Regions from separate parts of the Homo sapiens genome. Here all the other regions are linked to region 3. Evidence: chromatin contacts called from ENCODE Hi-C or POLR2A ChIA-PET data. All regions are on one chromosome and are shown on one strand. Each heading gives the region's core, a stretch centred on a gene start or an enhancer-like site at or near the end of the contact. The rest is flanking DNA. Distances are from core to core; before and after follow the strand shown.

What was found. A loop is a pair of places that touch in the nucleus more often than their neighbours do. ChIA-PET counts read pairs that join two places held with the same protein, here RNA polymerase II (POLR2A). Pooled maps may share reads with other maps.
Region 1: a map of left cardiac atrium shows a loop between it and region 3 (3-fold over the local background). The contact joins the promoter of LINC02421 here to the enhancer-like site in region 3. A Hi-C loop is called at or near these places in 10 of 168 maps with a recorded cell type or tissue (Caco-2, PC-3, PC-9 and 6 more), 1 of 37 single-sample maps with no recorded cell type and 7 of 50 pooled maps.
Region 2: a map of Calu3 shows a loop between it and region 3 (6-fold over the local background). The contact joins two enhancer-like sites. A Hi-C loop is called at or near these places in 2 of 168 maps with a recorded cell type or tissue (Caco-2 and Calu3), 1 of 37 single-sample maps with no recorded cell type and 9 of 50 pooled maps. POLR2A ChIA-PET finds 5 or more read pairs at or near these places in 1 of 52 experiments (SK-N-SH).

The regions. Positions count from the first base shown.
Region 1 is chr12:67,727,076-67,730,767 of GRCh38, reverse strand. It overlaps LINC02421 (long intergenic non-protein coding RNA 2421), which reads left to right and starts at 1,293. Exons shown (of 5, transcript NR_110063.1): 1 at 1,293-1,372.
Region 2 is chr12:67,745,603-67,749,486 of GRCh38, reverse strand. No RefSeq gene overlaps it. Among named protein-coding and RNA genes, the nearest start is that of LINC02421, 18 kb to the right of the region's middle. Within about 2 kb of position 1,571, at least 11 of the 41 ENCODE cell types and tissues checked have a DNase peak (open chromatin) inside an H3K27ac peak, as active enhancers do.
Region 3 is chr12:67,941,947-67,945,838 of GRCh38, reverse strand. The region is part of intron 2 of LINC01479 (long intergenic non-protein coding RNA 1479); the gene reads right to left. Among named protein-coding and RNA genes, the nearest start is that of LINC01479, 15 kb to the right of the region's middle. Within about 2 kb of position 2,363, at least 2 of the 41 ENCODE cell types and tissues checked have a DNase peak (open chromatin) inside an H3K27ac peak, as active enhancers do; they include heart right ventricle, where a contact is called at or near this core.

The DNA of each region.
Region 1 (3,692 bases), core at 44-2,543, 210 kb after region 3:
TCCTTCCCAGTACATATTGGATCCTGCCTCCTCCATGAAGTCTCTCCAGATTACCCAGAAGCAAACTCTTAGTCTCTGAATTCTTTCAGCACTTACTGCTCATACTAATATTTCACATTTACCTTATATTCTTTTCTTCTTATTCTCCATCTGCTTTGAATTACCTTATATTCTTAATAATACTTTTATGTACATATTTCTCATCTCCTGACTTAAATTCTTAAACGTGGGGTGTTACCCTTCCCACTATGTTGCAATATATCTAGCACATTACCTTGCCCAGAATATTTTATGCTCAATAAAAACCTGTTGCTTAATTGACTTTTAACAAGCAAAAAGAACCAGGCAGCCTTTAAATTTAGCAGGAGACATGTAGATCCAGCTCACTAGTTCAGTTCTTTCTTCTTCCTAATAGAAATCTCCCCTTGCTCATTATCTCCCAGGAGTCGTTCATGAAGACATATTGGTAATTCATCTGTACTTAATAAAATGGTTAGATTTTGGACCTAATTAAATAGTGAGAAACAGTGAAAATACATGACTTGACTAATATTTTGAGTAAAAATCTGGACAAGATACAAAAACTAAAGCAGGAATACAAATTTCATTATGGAAGCTGAATACGGTAAAGGAAACAAGACCTCTCCAATTGGAAAAAGATGTTTTAGTCACTTTTTCTATTTTAATAATAAGAAGCACCATTGTGCCTATCCACTCAAACTATAGATTTTTCAGCATCTTCTAGGTCTAACCTAGCACTCAGACATGAATGTTATGAGTTCCATTGCTCAACACTATACTTTTAAATTTGTATTCTCTCTGAAAAATGATTTTATCAGATTTAGTAGGAGAACTTTTAGAATGATTTCTTAACTAAAATCTCAGTGATCTAGCACTTTGATTAATAATTTATTAACAGAATTGTGACCACCTTGAGGATATCTTGAGGACATCTGAAATTTTCTCTACAAATAAATTTCAGTAATTCTGATGGTAATAGTTACCATTAATGAAAAATGTAATGTCCTGATTTAGACATTTACTATGGTTTGAATGTTTTTCCCCTCCAAAATTCAAGCTGAAACACAATCCCCGGTGTAACCATATTAATAAATGGGGCCTTTAAGAAGTGATTGGGTCATGAGGGTTCTGCTCTCATGAACGGACTAATCCATTCATGGATTACTGGATTAATGGGTTAATGGATTAATGTGTTATCATAGGCTTGGTTTAGTTATCAGAGGGCGGGTCTGTTATAAAAGCCAGTTTGGCTCTCTGTGATGCTTTCTGCCAGTTATGACACAACACAATGCCCTCACCAGAAGCAACCAGAGGCAGACCCTCGACCTTGGACTTCCCAGCATCCAGAACTGTAAGACATGAATTTCTTTTTTAAAACAATTACCTAGTCTCATGTATTCTGTTACAGCAACAGACAATGGACAAAGACAATAGACAACCAAAAGCGATAAAAGAGGTCAATGTTTTCAAAAAGAATTCATCTTCCAAAGAATGAGAACAAACAAATTATTTACTAAAAAGTAGAAAGAGTTGAGGCTCAAACGTCTAGATGAAACCACCTTATTTCCCTCAATGGGAGCAGGAAAATTGGATGCACACTCTCATATTAACCTTTCTCTAGGTTAGTGGAGATAATCAAGCCTGACTTGAGTGCTGAATATGCATTACCACTTATTTACTACCTGCGTAAACTTTGTTCTTATTTTATAAAAGAATTTGAACCAAGGATGAGTTGGGCTTTAATAGTGATTCAAGTCTCCAGGAACATTTAATGTCCACTGGCCATCTTCAAGTCACTAGACTGAGTAAGGCAAGAATACTGCCAGTAGGTTCAAAACCCAAATTTTAGTTCTAAGCATTTCCAGGGCCATCCTTCCCTCTTGTTTTCAAATTAGGTAGATATTTAATTCTTCTGTAGACCAGCTTTAAGAACTAGGGGAGGTGGGAAAGGAGACAGGTGGAAGGAGAGTATTTCAAACACAACAGCATAAAAATGGTCTTGGCTTGACAGTGACTATTTCTAAGCCATCAAATTAGAAAAAAAGCGGCTCAATTTGAAACTAGAGGATGAAGCCCCTGGTGGATTATAAATAATAAGGCCCTTCTTACCTAGCAAGCTTTTAGAAACAATAGAATGTAGTGTGTTCAGGAGGCCGTAGGCCTGAGTCCAAATGCCAGCTCCGCTCCTTGCTGTGTGACCTTGAGAGGTTGCCTAACGTTCCCAAGCTTCAATTTTCATATCTGTAAAATGACAGTGATAATAGTACTTACTTTGCAGGATGGCAGTGAAGATTAAATTACATAATCCATGTGAAACAGCTAGGAAAGGGCCTGGAATATATTAAACATCCATAAATGCTAGCTACTATGACAATTACTAGGGGGAAGCCAGCCTGCTTTGGGCCCACTCTACAGCCTCTGGCCCAGAGCTGTCAGCCCACCCTGCAATTATTTACAGACAGAAAGGGCTGCTTCACTCATTTCTCACTTCCTTGCTTCATTTTGCTTCTAGAATGGTTTATGTCAACGGTTTCATCCAAAGAGATGAAAATAATAATGTCTATTTACATAACATTATCCTTGTTTTCCTTCTTCCCTCAGAAATGCTCTGGTATTATCAAATTAGTTGCATTTTGAAGATGACATCCACTAGAACTAATCAAACTCAACAATCTTTGTTCCTTGATATTACCCTGGATCCTCACCCATTAATGTAACAGCTGCAGTATTTTAAGGGAGACCGGGAACACTCCCACTGCAGACTGTCTGCACTTGGTGACTGCAATCATGATTATTTACTGAATACTAATATTCTGTATGTGTTCTGTGGTTTAGCTTTCTAATGCCAGTGCTTATTCAAGGCAGAGAATAATAAATCGTCAGGGAGGAGAGTTGTTCCTGCTTAATCCAAAATCTAGTTCTCTCTAGTTGTCTGCTAATCTTTATAACATTAAACTCTTGCAGACCAAATTTCTGAATAGATAAAGTGAAAGATAACCATTTAAATCTTAAACCTCTTGAGATATTGTGGTTTCTAATAAGATATATATCTTTGGTCTTCCTCCCGGCTTCCTGACACACAACTCCTAGAACCTCTGGGGTCTCCAGAGTGACAATAGTGTCACTGTATGCTAATGAGATGGCCAGTAGCTGCCAGCCCCTGGGTAGCTTCAGGATGGGCCTGCTCACTGAAAAGACCAAAACACAATGAGAGGGTTAGGACTTTCAGCCCACTCCCCAACCTTTGGGGAGGAGAAAGGTGCTGAAGGTTGAGTGGATCTGCAATGGCCAATGATGGTAATCAATCATGTCTACATATAAAGTCTCCATAAAAACCCCAAAGGACAGGGTTCAGAGAGCTTCCAAATAGCTGAACACATGGAGGTTCCCCAAAGGTGGTGCGCATGGGGAAGGCATGGAAGCTCCCACCTCTTCCCCCAAACCTTACCCCACGCATCTCTTCCATCTGGCTGTTCACCTGTGTCCTATATTATATTCTATATCAATAAACCAGTAAACATAAGTAAAGCATTTTTCTTAGTTCTGTGAGCTGCTCTAGCAAATTAATCAAACCAAAGGAGGTGCCATGGGTCAGAAGCACAGGTCACAACTTGCTCGTGACTGGCATCTGAAGAGGGGGGTAATCCTGTGGGACTGAGCCATCAACCTGT
Region 2 (3,884 bases), core at 322-2,821, 200 kb after region 3:
GTCAAGTTGATACCCAAAACCAACCATCACACCCTGGCACAAAGCAAGCTGGGACCTCAATACCCTGTGTCACTGGGGAGGACTTAAGAGTTTTAAGTCTAGATTTGATGGGGCAGTACTGAAAGAGAGAAGGGACTAATGACTAATCCAGTCAACCCTTCATGAGCAACTGAATTGTCAGAGGTACAATGTAGAGAGGGCATGAAATGTGCAGATGGAATTCAGCAACCCTGGTGCAGAGGAGTCCGTGGTAGGAATCCAGGAATCAAGTAACAAACAAATATAGCAAGTGGCACCACATTTCTAGGCATATAAAGAAATAATAACACCTAGAATTTGTAAACAATTTGCTAAGCTCAGGGCTAAGGGCGTCACAAATCTTGTGAAGCTAGCCAGTGAGAGAGGTACTATTTTTATCCCCCATTTCTAGATGGATAAATTGCAGTTCAGAAATTGTAACCCCATTGGTACTTGCCAGGTAGGGATATAAACCAAAGCTCAAGCGTTTCACCCTGTACAGTCTGATTCTTCAACCTTCACCCCACCCCTTCCACATTAGATACCTGCAATACAGTTAGGAATGGTTTTTACTGGTCTTAGTCAATCATGGTGATTCATTAACCAGTGGTGGTTCAGGAACTTAGACCAGTCAGCATCTAGCCTTTCCCTACTAAAATTATTGATTCAAGAAGAGCATATGACTTAAATTGGTCCAAGGAAATGAACAGGAAGAACTTGGGCTCCAAAGATCAGTGAGAAATGTTGATTTTCCCTCTGGAAGTGAACAGAGAAGCACATGACACCAATTGTTACTCAAAGCAACCATACTACTAAGTAGAGCATTTACCTTAGGATGAAGTCTTCTTTGTGGATTGCTGTGTGGAGAGACAGAGGGACCATTGTTTATTGATGACATAATTAAGCAGGAGGATCAACAAGATTTGTGGCTGTCCTACCTCTGGATTTTGTTTTGTATGAGCCAAGAAATATCCTATCTGTTTAAATTGCTTTGAATTGAGTCACCATTTCCTGCAACTGAAAACACTGTAACCAATATCTACTCCATGGGACCTCCTCAGAAAAACAAGGGAGGAGTAATACAAACCCATATAGATGATATCCTTCATGTGAGCCATTCCTTAATACGCCCTTTCATAGATGAGAAGGGCAAAGTCCAGCAAAGTTGAGTAATTTGTCTTAGGTGACACAGCTAGTAATTGTTAAGGCTGGACTTTGTTCCTCTGAGTATCTGACACCAAAGTCTGTATGCTTTCCAATATGCACAATGAAAATCTTGGCCAGTAATGAAAGGTATGCAGATCATATTCCAGTCCCATGCAGAAGTTAGTCAAAGGTTCACTGAAGATAAAGTCTAATAAGTAATCTGGTTTTCACAGCAGAATGCCAGTCACAGCAAGGGACTTGTGTGCTGGGCAGAGAGAGCCTCTTGTATGGCTGGGCCAACATGGCAGGAGAAGGGAAAGGCTGTGATTCAGAGGCTAATCCCCAGCACATTGGACACTTGGTGGAAGGCCAAGCGTGACCTTCAGACTCTACCAGCTGCTGTGTGTGAGGCTACTGATCACCCTTCCTGCCCTGGTCAGGCCTGGCTCAGCCACCAGTGGGGAGCAGAGCAGCTCAAATGAAACATCTGGAAAAGACAGAAGATGGTAAAAAGAAAAAAGGAGAAAGAAAAAAAAAGGGAGGAGAGTGAATCCATAGATATTAGGAACATAGTGATTATGAATATAATAAAAAGTGACTCCAAACTCTTGGCTTATCAGGATGTACCAGTCCTCTCTTGCCAATACTGTACTATGTGCAAGTTTTGATTACCTGTTTCGAGGTGAGTTTTTACATATATTATTTTCCTAAAACTGGTTGCCATTCTGTCCTAATTTCTTGCTCAAAATTTATATTTGCATCTGAAAACTCAAAGTACCATGGCACCTGGCTACCTTTCCCAATCTGTTCCTGTTCCAGAGCTGCACATATGGCTGCTGACGTTGAAGACAGCACTTTATTTTAGGGGGTGCCAGTCACATGGCTTCCCCTCGAATGGTGCAGTGTACAATCTGCACAACCATACCCAGTAGTCTTGCCTGGTTCTCTTAGTTCCTTATGCAAAATTGGTCTAAAACTTTTTAAATGTCATGTTTTTGCCAGATGTGGTGGCTCATGCCTGTAATCTCAGTGCTTTGGGAGACAAAGATGGGAGGATCACTTGAGGCCAGAGTTCAAGACCAGCCTGGGTAACATAGCCAGGTCCACCCTCTGCCTTCCCACCCCCACCCCCACGCCCATCTTTACACAATCTTTTAAAAAATTAGCTGGACATGGTGGCACATACTTGTAATCCCAGTTACTCAGAAGACTGAGGTGAGAAGATCACTTGGGCACAGGAGTTCAAGGTTAGAGTGAGCTATAATCAGGCCACTGCACTCCAGCCCGGGCAACAAAGTGAGACTCTATCTCTAAAATAAATAAATTTTAATTTTAAAAAATTGTGTTTGTGCCTATTTTTACTGTTACATATGAGATAGGTTGGCTGATAGTTGCCACAGTTCCTCAAGCAGCCAAGTGGAAAGGAAAATGTTCTGGCTTTAGTTTCAAACAAATGTAGGCTGGAATGCTGGGTCTGCCACCTACTAGCTAGTTGGCCATGGCTAGGTTAACCAACTGAGCTACTGTTTCACTATCTATAAAATGGGAATAATATCAGCCTCATAGTATTAACAGAAGGATATGTACTAAATGAGAAAATTATGTCAATATATATTTTTGAAGTTCCTGGCATAGTGTCTGCAACGGAAGAGATTCTCAATAAATATTAATTCCCTTATTGAATTTCAATGTCAATTTCAGTCCCTTTTCCTGGCAGGGGATAAACTTAGTCCAGCAGATGTCTGTATCCTAAGTGAGGAGTACAAACATTTTGCATTTTGCATTTTGCAAATTGCGTCCGTTGAGAAGTTCTTTGTTGGGGGAAGAGGGAGAGAAATTCTTTGGTCAAACATCTAAAAAGTACTGCATTCTATACCTGCTCTTAAAGATTCTCATTGCTCATTTGCATATTGAAAGACTTGAAAAATCTCACTACAAATAATTTAAATGTTTTACAACATATTTCTCTAATTTGATCACAAATTGTTTTTTACATTAGACAAATTAATATCTCATTAATGTGTTCCACAGAACATACATTGGGAAGTGTTGGGTTAGGGCTAGAAGCTAGGGAAGTTGGATATCATCAGGGTAAAGATTGGTGTGACCAAAAGATGACACTAACCAGATGGGTAACAGATGGGCACAAAGTTCTTTGGCAAAGCAGAATCATATAAGGGACTAAGGTTATGACTTAGTAAATGTATATTATTCCCTCTGAGCAAAACAGGAGGAGTGTGAGGAAGGAGATGGATGAAAGAGGACAAAAAGGAAGAACAAAAGCATCCATCACTATATCAAGCATTTATTGAGCAACTACTATGTGAGGGATGTAGAGATGAATAGCATTGTCCCTGCATTAAGGAAATAAGGAAAACAGAGTAAAGAGAAACAGACAGAGAAGGGCCATAGGTAACGAAAGATAATAGATTTAAAAGAAGGAAAGAAGATATACTCAAAGAAAACTTTGTCAAGATGTACAGGTGGAAAAGATTCCAGTCTGTTCTGCCTCACAAAAGCTGGCTGGGCACCCAATCTTTAAGAACATGGCAATGAATTGATTATATCTTTTTTTAAAGTGAATTCTGCAAAAGATTACAATTTTGTTTAAGAAAAATTAACCATAACTAAGTAATTATATTAGAAATTTTCAGTTATTAAAGTGGGCAGCAAATTCTCCGAAAGCAATAATGAAATAGAAAAATATCAATTAATGTTCA
Region 3 (3,892 bases), core at 1,114-3,613:
TTCATCCAAAAATATTTTGCACAATGTACCGCACTGCACCACAGTAGGCACCTGGGCTCAGTGAGGTGAGATGGGATTTACAGGTTATGTTAAGAAGCTGGATTTTTGGCCGGGCGCGGTGGCTCACGCCTGTAATCCCAGCACTTTGGGAGGCCGAGGCAGGTGGATCACGAGGTCTGGAGTTTGAGACCATCCTGGCCAACATGGTGAAACCCCATCTCTACTAAAAATACAAAAAATGAGCTGGGTGTGATGGCACATGCCCGTAGTCCCAGCTACTCAGGAGGCTGAGGCAGGAGAATTGCTTGAACCCAGGAGGTGGAGGTTGCAGTAAGCCCAGATCGCGCCACTGCACTCCAGCCTAGTGACAGAGCGAGACTCCGTCTCACAAAAAAAAAAAAAAAGCTAGATTTTTTTTTCTGCAGGTAATGTGGAGGCATCAAAGAAACTCGATTATGGAAAGATCTTTATATTGCATATCTGCATGTTGATAAGACCACTCTGGGGACAATGTGGATAATGGGCTTGTAGGGGAAGTGACCAGTGACAGGCAGACAACTAGATCTCATGTGAGAGCGTATGTTGTGCTAGTTTATGTCTTTGAGGCTTTGTGCTACCCAGAATGCCCTTCCCATGCTCCTTCCTCAGCCCCTCCTCCTCCAGGAAGCCTTCCCACACTCGTTCACAAACTGTAAATCCAGTGGCATTACTCTGTGCTCCCAGAACTCTGTGCTTACCCCCATCTTAGCACTTACTAAAACATACCAAAATGAAGTAAAGTCTTCCTTGTATTTTCCACCAGATTTTAAGTAGTTTGAGGCCAGGACATACATCTTCTTCATTGTATCCCCAAAGCCCACTTCAGTGCACAGTGCATACTAGATGCTCAGTTAACATTTAATTAACAATTAAATAGGCTGGGCTAGTAGTCAAAGACTACACAGCGTGACTCCACCCATGAAAGTCATAGTTTAACAGAAGAAAAACAGACATGACAATATATTATTACAATGCAATGGGATGGTAGAAATCTATATAAATGTCTGTACAAATACAATAAAACATAATGGCTAACTGGGTAGGGGAGAAAAATAGGGAGAATGATGGTCCAGTGCCATGTCTGCACCCTGGAGCAGTGGAGCCCACTGGGACCTCTGGCCTCAGAATCAGGGCTAGTCTGTATAACATCATCTGTGGATTCCAACTCCAAGGAGCAAGTCACTCCTTATGTTTCAGTTAGTTTCAGTGGACCCGGAGCCTGCAAGGGTCTCAACTTGTAGGGTGTGAACCCCACTGTTGGCAAAGGGGCTGGACCACAGCAGGGAAAGACCGCTGCTTAATTGGCTGTGCCAGCGTCATGTTTACAGTTGAGGGCTCACTTGTCTGCATTCTTAAAAATCTGTTTTAGAATTCAGTCCTTTAGCATTGTTCATGTTCTCTGTATTTTCTCAAAAATGTATAACAGCACTTTCTTTTGTGATTCCCTCTGAACCCTTGGTTGGAATTTGCCTAGAATCAGCACCTTCAACTCATTTAAAATTGTCACGTGACTCACATTGTCTTCTAGTATTTTTGTTATATTTTGATTTTTAATTTAACGTGTTAATTACTATGTTTATTTTGCTTTGTTACTTTGGTTGATTTTTTTTTTGACAGCACGTACTGCAGATAGCAAATCATCAGCTTATTTTTAGAGCAATGCCAACTCAGTAATGACTCCATCCGAATAGATCCATTTAGTGGGAAAAACAAATTGATATAAAAAGATGCATAGACAGGGATGAAAGAACAGGAATTGCAAAGTGAGAAAGGCATTTTATAATTTATGACAATGAGAACTATCTTTTGTTTAAAAACATTTAAATTTGGATCTATCTTGGATTTCAAAATCATCAAAACATGTTTATTCTGCCCTTTCAAATACAAGTGGAAAAGAGAGAAACAAAATATGAATTGAGCCTTTGTTTGGACTGCCCCTGGTTCTCATTCCTTCTCTGCTTCAAGGTGGTCTTACCTTTCTTTCCATTTCTTGATATGAACACAGCCAAATAAATACATAAAAATAGAAGCCTTCATTGCTGATCTTGTCTCTTCTGTGATTCCAACCTATTCCCTCAATCACCTCCTTCCCTCTCTCCCTTGTTCTTCTCTTTCTCACTTCCTCTCTCTAATTAGTTGTTTTTCAGGCCAAACTGGGCATGGGTTTGCTTTAGTATCATTGGGATGAAATGGGTTGAAAAGAGAACTTGGAATAATGAGGGCTGTCTTGGGCTAAAGCATGACAATAACAGAGGCACACACTCCACTGTATTAAAATAGCACTTGGTTCCGATCTCGGTCACTAGGTGTCGCTAAGTAATCTAATTAAATACCTGGTTTATGACCAACAAATTTGAGTAGACATTGAGCTGAGTGAGGCAGAAATAAAAATTAAGGACATGTGGCCTACATAAAATCCCGTTATCCACAACAGCTATTTTAGAACAGCAGGATTAGTACCTGGAATATGAATTGGAAAGTTCATGAATTAAAAAGAACCTACGAAAGTGCTTAGCCTTTATTGGGGAAAATGAATAAATCCTTTCTATTTTATGTGCCCTTCCTTTTCTTCCTCTCCTATTAAATTGGACATCCTGCTGCCTGCATTTTCATGAGCATAACTGGATTTTATGTGGTCTAAATGTACTGGCTGGGCTGTTTGCATCTAATCCTTCCTCAGTTCATATATTTTCTTGTTAAACTTTTTTTAGAGCCTGTTTTAACCTGAACTACCTGAAAAGCAAGCTGGATGAACATAATGCCTATTCTTAGTGGAATATCTTTGAGTGAACTCCTACTCCTATGCATCCTTCAAGGCAGATCAAATGTTTTCTAGTCTGTCAAACGTGACCGCAGGCAGTTCTTTTTGCCTTGTTCCCAGAACACAGCTGCATCTTCTTCCATGTGCCATTTTTTTTGCCTTACATGGTAATTAATGGTTCATGTATCTGTCTTCGCCACATACTGTGAGCTCCCTAAGGACAGGGACAAGTTGAGGAAAGTGACTGCTCAACATTTGCTACTGTTGCTACTTATAGCTCTTCTAGTGGTGTAGCCTATAGTAAATTCAGCACACAATTACCAGTTTCCCTAAGCATTTCAGTAGAATCTTCTCATGTCATTTCAGCAGGAGTTAAACTGGTTGTGTGTGTTTTGTGGTTTATAATATTGTGTGCTTAGAAAGCAAAATTAAGGGCTCACTAAATTGATGTGGAAAGAGATTTTATGTTGTGTGTGTGTATGTGTTTGGATGGGGTCTTCAAATGTTTGTTAAAGGAGTTGTTTATTCATCCATTGCCAATCCTTTTAAAAACAGTTACACAGCAGAGAAGGGGGATTGTATTTAGAGGAGACGCTAAATCAACACCTAAATTAAGGGTAAGCTTTTAGGCAAATTACTGTGTTTTTCTTTCCTGAGAGAAATAACTGGAGATTAGGAAACATCTTTTCTTAAAGAGTTTAATGTACTTCCAAATTCAAACAAATATTTAAAATGTTACAGTAATTTCATCTAAATCTTCTGTGTGTGTCCATAATTTTCTAAAATAAGTGGTAAATCACTTTAGGAAACCTATAACAGAGTGAAAATCAGCACACATTATTCGGGTTTACTGTGTGCGTGATGCTTTGTTGAAGGAGGGAGGAGATAGAAACATGTCTGTCCCGCAAGAAGTTCACAATTGGTGTGGCCACGGATAAAACATGTAAATACAATTTGCTACTAGCCAGGAACCAAAAAGAAGACTTGAGTTCCACAAAGGACGATGAGATTTACAAGGAGTTTTCCCAGAGGCATGACGTTTGAACTAGCATTTTACCATCTTTGCAGACAGGAATCTTCATAGTTTCTACT